Regions from separate parts of the Homo sapiens genome. Here region 1 is linked to region 2. Evidence: chromatin contacts called from ENCODE Hi-C or POLR2A ChIA-PET data. All regions are on one chromosome and are shown on one strand. The core of a region is the stretch at or near the end of the contact, and the rest is flanking DNA. Distances in the headings are between cores, read along the strand shown.

What was found. A loop is a pair of places that touch in the nucleus more often than their neighbours do. ChIA-PET counts read pairs that join two places held with the same protein, here RNA polymerase II (POLR2A). Pooled maps may share reads with other maps.
Region 1: a loop to region 2 is called in a pooled map, with 4 times the contacts of the local background. The contact joins two enhancer-like sites. A Hi-C loop is called at or near these places in 4 of 50 pooled maps. POLR2A ChIA-PET finds 5 or more read pairs at or near these places in 5 of 52 experiments (GM12878, H1, HCT116 and 2 more).

The regions. Positions count from the first base shown.
Region 1 is chr5:139,244,879-139,248,366 of GRCh38, reverse strand. No RefSeq gene overlaps it. Among named protein-coding and RNA genes, the nearest start is that of SNHG4, 27 kb to the left of the region's middle. Within about 2 kb of position 1,872, at least 3 of the 41 ENCODE cell types and tissues checked have a DNase peak (open chromatin) inside an H3K27ac peak, as active enhancers do.
Region 2 is chr5:138,979,800-138,983,025 of GRCh38, reverse strand. All of the region lies in intron 7 of SIL1 (SIL1 nucleotide exchange factor), which reads left to right. Among named protein-coding and RNA genes, the nearest start is that of LRRTM2, 110 kb to the right of the region's middle. Within about 2 kb of position 1,265, at least 3 of the 41 ENCODE cell types and tissues checked have a DNase peak (open chromatin) inside an H3K27ac peak, as active enhancers do.

The DNA of each region.
Region 1 (3,488 bases), core at 623-3,122, 260 kb before region 2:
AGCTTTCCCTTTCGGAGCCCTGTCTCTTCCCCTCTCATTCATTCCTCTTGTTCCAGATCTCTGATCTTTATATACCTCCCCTTCTCCTTTCCCTCCTTCCCTCCCTCCATAAAGCAATAGCCTTGCTCTTTCCTCCCTAGATTGAAGGGCAGTAGTGTAGTAAAACAAATCGCTATCAACAAAAGTACATTTCCACAGTATTCATCCCCATGCCTCTGAGAAGATTTATCAGGGTCTCTCACCCTGCACTGTTATGTAAATATAATCTAACAGAAATATGATATCTAAGGAGTCTGAGGATAAAGTCTCCATAAAAACTATCAATTACTCACTGTGGCTTGGGTTTGGTTAACTCACTCACTGCCTTGCCTGGCTCCTGCCTTTCCCCATCTTGGGGGACAACTTGACAGGTGGTGACAGCTTATAAAAGATGCTTTCTGCTTCCTTGGGCCCTAGGAGGTCATCTGGAGGATCAAATGTTTGCAAAGTGCTTGAGAAATTATAAAGTGCTACATAATTCAAGGGTATCATTATTTCTATTGTCATGTGGGCTGTCTCTATGCCTCTTTGATTTGACAGATGTCTGCTCTGCCTGCAAGCCTCAGCTAACCCCATGCTTGGGTATCTATAGCCTCCTTTTGCCTGCCTGCACCTATAAGCATTACTATCTGATTTCCCTCTTTCTAGGTAGTCCCTGGGAACCCTGGAATCACATTGATGTCTGTTTGTCCTAATAGTTGAATAGGAAGATAAGCTGTTGATGGGGCTGAGAATCCTCTGAGTAGCCCTCCACATTTCCACCCCGGAGAGTGGGGCAGGTATAGAAAGGGACGGAGAACTAGAAGGGAGGCTAGAGTTGAAGCCAGACCCCAGAGCAGCTGTGCCAAGGGCCTCAAGATTGCATGTGCTGCCCTAGATTACTCAGGGGGCTGTGCTCAAAGAGGCCTACACTGCCCTCTGTTCCCAAGACAGGAAGAGGAGCCTGGCAGTTAAAGGCCCAGGATGTGAGTCCTGGGTTTAAGCCCCAGTTCTGCTACTTTTCTCTTTTTTTTTTTTTTGAGACGGAGTCTCGCTCTGTCACCCAGGCTGGAGTGCAGTGGCGAGATCTCGGCTCACTGCAAGCTCCGCCTCCCGGGTTCACGCCATTCTCCTGCCTCAGCCTCCTGAGTAGCTAGGACTACAGGCGCCCGCCACTGCGCCCGGCTAATTTTTTTGTATTTTTAGTAGAGACGGGGTTTCACCGTGTTAGCCAGGATGGTCTCGATCTCCTGACCTTGTGATCCGCCCATCTCGGCCTCCCAAAGTGCTGGGATTACAGGCGTGAGCCACCGCGCCCGGCCGAGCTCTTCTACTTTTCACATTTCCTCTCACTTTTCTTATTTGCCAGATGCCGGTGATAATGGTATCTGTATTAGAGTTGTTGTAAGGAATAAATGAGACAGACTTGTGAAGACCTTAGCATGGAGCAAAACCATTTTGTTGTTTTAAGCGTCAATCAGAATGCTTTCTAGATCATGTGCCTTGCCGGTCAAAGATCTGGCCATGAGGGTACAGAACTTGCCTGGTCACCTTTCCTAGGAAAGGGCCCTTAGATGTGGGTTGTGTCCATTCCCCCTTGGGATCAGGCTGCTTTAACCCAGCAGCCCCTAGGGGCTGCAGTTTAGGTACTGTAGGAGGCAATAGAAAGGCAAGAAGAGATTGGGGGAGGTGGGTGTCTCTTATGTAGAAATGTCAAGAGTCAGAGCTGAAAGTGAGGGAGGTGGCGGGGGTGGGGGGAGGAAGGAAGAATATAGGATGTCTCTAAGCTGCCAGAATCCGGATGGGGCTGCAACTCTGGGGCCCTGGCACTTCCTGCCACCCCCAGTCTTGGGAATGAGTCACTAGAGGGAGGAGTGCTGGAGCCATCATGCTCGGCCCACAGAGCATCGGGTTCTGTTCCCCAAAAGAGGACTGGTGGGAGGCAGAGGGAGATCCAGAGCTTAGGGGCCAAGGGGAGCTAGTCCAGGGGAGAGGGCAGGAATTCCTAGGGCTCAGTTCACCTATTGCAAGGCCAGGGAGGCAGGCCTTATCTTCTACCTCCTGTGCCAGCTTCATTCCCCATCCTGGCCATGAAAAATCAACCTACAATTTCTCTTCTGATTTCTGCCTCTGCCTGTCCTGAGTAAACTCTATCCAGTTTTCTCCAGAGAGGGCTGTTTCATATCCTTCTGGTTACCCATAGTAGGGGAGGGGACAAGGGTCTACTCTGCCCTTTTCCACCTGGCTGACTCTTAAAGTCTCCTCCCCTTTCAAAGCCTTTCTCTCTGCTTCTGAACAACCTGCCCATGACTCTGTTTTGGCCCTTAGCTTATTTATGGGGATTTTTATTCCAGAAATGCCTTATACCTCAGCCTTCCAGCTTCTTAGTCAGGGTCTTCCTTATGTCCTTAGAACACAGCCAAATGTTAGGCATAAATGTATGGATATAGCATTGGCCCACAAATATTGTTTTTTCTTCCTCACTCCTTTAATTGTTGGCATTCCTTGGCTCTTCTTTATAGTTTTCATTTACTGAGCACCTACTATGTGCCAGATGACTTTACATATTCATGTATTTAATCCTCAAAATGACCTAATACATATTTTACAGATGAGAAAACTGAGCTCAGTGAGGTTAAGTAACTTGTCCAAGGTTACATAGTCAGCAGGTGGCAGAAATGAGATTTGACAGCAAAGCCCTCACTTTTTTGTTTTGTTTTAAAAAGCTATTGGCTGGGCGCAGTGGCTCACACCTGTAATCCCAGCACTTTGGGAGGCCGAGGTGGGCGGATCACGAGATCAAGAGATTGAGACCATCCTGGCCAACATGGTGAAACCCCATCTCACTAAAAATACAAAAAAAGACCAGGCATGGTGGCTCACGCCTGTAATCCCAGCACTTTGGGAAGCTGAGATGGGTGGATCACAAGGTCAGGAGTTCAAGAACAGCCTGGCCAAGATGCTGAAACCCCGTCTCTACCAAAAATACAAAAATTAGCCAGGCATGGTGGCACGCGCCTGTAATCTCGGCTACTCGGGAGGCTGAGGCAGGAGAATCACTTGAACCCAGGTGGCAGAGGTTGCAGTGAACTGAGATGGAGCCACTGCACTCCAGCCTGGGCGACAGAGTAAGACTCCGTCTCAAACAACAACAACAACAACAACAAAATACAAAAATTAGCTGGGCGTGGCGGCATGCGCCTGTAGTCCCAGCTATTCGGGAGGCTGAAGCAGGAGAATTGCTTGAACCCGGGAGGCGGGGGTTGCAGTGAGCTGAGATCGTGCCACTGCACTCCAGCCTGGTGACAGAGGGAGACTGTGTCTCAGAAAATAAAACAAAACACCAAGAAAACTATTGTTATTATTATTTTTAAATATAACTATTAGACGTCTTAGTGGTAACAATTTCATATAGAATTTTCTGTTACTTTGTGGGTTGCCTGTTTCTTTACTGAGATTTAATTTATACA
Region 2 (3,226 bases), core at 16-2,515:
GGTGTTTCACCATGTTGCCCAGGCTGGCCTCGAACTCCTAACCTTAGGTGATCTGCCTGCCTCAGCCTCCCAAAGTGCTGGGATTACAGGCATGAGCCACCACGCCCAACTGGTAGGTGTGATTCTTGATGGCACACAGGAAGAGGAAGACTAAGCCAAGGAGTGGTCATGTCTAAGGGCTTCCCGCCAAGAGGATGCTTTTTGGAATAGTGCTTGATGCCACCCTCCACCCATGGGTGTTTTGTTAAAAGGTTAACTTTGCTAAACATCTGAAAAGAACTATGCTAGGGAAGTTCTGTCCTAGGGAGATGCCATCCAGGGATGCAGAGGGCCGCAGAGACCAGGAGCACCGGCATCCCACTGACTTGTACAGTGACCTTGGCCAAACCCCTTGGCCTCTCCTGCCCTTTACTTGAAGTGGGGAATATTCTCCTGCTCCTGCTGGAGCCATGGAGAGATAGATGAAATTGTCTCTATAAAATGCTCTGATTGTTTTGGAAGAAAAATGTTGTATCACTGCCAGTTGTTGTTGTTATTAACAGTGACACTTAAAAATCGATAGGGCATCGCTCTGAGGAGCTGCAAATACTGCCTGTGGCTGTTTGTTTTCCAATTTATTCTCACCTTTTCCTAATGGAGGGAGGGGCAGATGCTGCCCACCCTGCACACCTTGCTGGTGGTTGGGAGGATTTATCTTGAGGTGATGAGAACAAATGGGGCCGGTGAACTGGACAAATGCATTTGCCAGCTGGGTTTGTTGCCCATGGCAAACATGCTCAGGGAAGCCAGCTCATTTGACAAAAGTTTACTGAATTTCAACTCTGTTACACTCTTAGAGGATAGGAAGATGCATTTGGCATGGTTACTGTCCTCAAAATGTTTAGAGTCTAGACCAAGACATGAAGAATATTTAGAAAAAAGTACCTACAACATGTCAGGCACCGAGCTGAGAGTCACTGCATGCTCTCATTGAATCTGGCCAAGTAAGTACTGTTATGGAGTAAAGACAATTACTATTTCCATTTTATGCATGGAGAAACTGAGGCTTGGGGAGGTTAAGTACTTGCCTAGTGTCGCCCAGCTAGACTGTGTCAGAGCCAAGACATGAACCCAGGCAGCGTGACTTCAAAGCCAGACTTCTAACCACAGTGTGGTGCCAAGTGGTGATAAATGCTGAGAGAGAGAAAAAAAAAAGAGAGAGAGATTGAGAGCACGCGAGAGCAGGCGTGAGCGTGGGAGAGCAAGTGCTTTTCCTACAGGACTGACTTGGGTGAGATTTGCGCATCTGGGACAGAACAGAAACTCCAGTCCCTGCCCATCACTGGCCCACATACAATTTGGGTTCCTGTTGTTTTCTCTGTCCATGAATCATACTGAGCTTCACTCCTTGCCTTTATTTTCATGTGCCATCAGTCAGATCTAATCCCAGGGGGGAATATCCTGGTGCATGTGTATCAGGAGTGGGCAGTGGATAAGAAACTTGATTTCAGTGCCCCACTAGTCCCATGAAATGACTCTCATGAAATACTCCCATATGATCTGGACTCTGGGGAGGATAATTTGGGGACTCTCCCCTCCTTTTTTGTTACATTGGTTCTGATGCCTCCATAGTTGGATTCTCCAGTGGAGTCCTGCATTCACTTGCTCCCTCTTGCCAAGGGATCTTTTGGAGACTGTTGAGAACCTGAGTCACCTCTGAGGCATGAGTGCCATTATCAGCTTGTGGTCCGAGACCCAGAATGCTTCTCACAAGAAATCTCCTTCTTACTGGAGACAGGCACCCAGGGTAAACTTTTTTTTTTTTTTTTTTTTGGAGACAGAGTCTCACTCTGTTGCCCAGGCTAGAGGGCAGTGACGTGATCTTGGCTTGCTGCAACCTCCGCCACCTGGGTTCAAGCGATTCTCCTGCCTCAGCCTCTCAGCCTCTCAAGTAGCTGGGATTACAAGTATGCGCCACCAGAGCCAGCAAATTTTTGTATCTTTTATAGAAATGGGGTTTCTCCATGTTGGCCAGGCTAGTCTCAAACCCCTGACCTCAAGTGATCCGCCTGCCTCGGCCTCCCTAAGTGCTGGGATTACAGGCGAGAGCCACCATACCTGGCCCAGGGTGAACCTCTCATAAGAACATGAGGCTGCCATGGCAGCATTAGACCTGCCACACTGGGAGGAGAGTTTGCCTGTTGTTACCAAGCACAGGAGAGGGACTCTGCCACTGGGGAGGGGGTCAAGCACAGTATTTTTAGCAAGCAATCCTTTACTGTTTATTCAGCCACTTTAAAAATAGATACCACCCTTTCTTTCTAATTGGCACCATTTTTCATCCTCTGTCCTTGCTTTTCATACACTGAGCTGTTCATGAATATTTATTTACATTCCCAGAGGCAACTCCATATATGTGTGTGTGCATGCATGTGCCTCTAAAACTCACTGTGCCCTCCTTCCTTTCCCTCATGAAAAGTGACACAGTGGAAGTCTGGGATGGAAGGGCAAGGGCCCTTGCCTTTGAATACCTTTCTTGATGCTGCAACTGATGAGTTTCCAGACCTCTCTTTTGGACCCCTGCTTGTCTCTTAGGTTACCTCCTTCCCTGCCATGGGACTCATAGACTGGTTGTCCAAACTGTCCACCTTTTTTAGCACTTAGCCAACTTTAAGCACCCATACCACACCTCCAACCTCTTTGCCTGACTAAAATGCCTCCTCTCGGCAGTCAAGTCTAGGATCCCTGAGGTGCTTTGATGAAGCACCCTGGCATGGACATTCAGCTCTTCAGACTTCTTATTTCATTGTTCTTGGCAAAGGCTAGAAGAGGCAAGTTCATAGGCAAAATGTGGAAACAACCCTAATATCTGTCAACTTTATCTTTTGACTTCATCTCTTTTTCCTCAGTATAACCGCTTCCTGTCAGCCATGCTGACACACAGGCCCCTAGCGGTTTTTGTAAAGCAAGAGCCTAGAGCCCCCTTTGGGGGTGTTGCTGTGTGCTGAGGATTCTGGAAAGAACCTCACCCCTGTGACTAGGCCCTTTTGCCTGAGTTGTCCCCATTCCTGAGCCATTGTTCTGTCTTTTGCTCACCCGGGTGGCTGAAAAGACAGGATGACTACCTGAGCATTTCAGTCAGGGAGTTTGTTATTGATGATGCCGTTCACTTCTCAGGAGTGTTGCATCTAACACTGCCCCCATGCTCTTGTGGAAGACCGCATTCTCTCACTCTTTACAGCTCCTC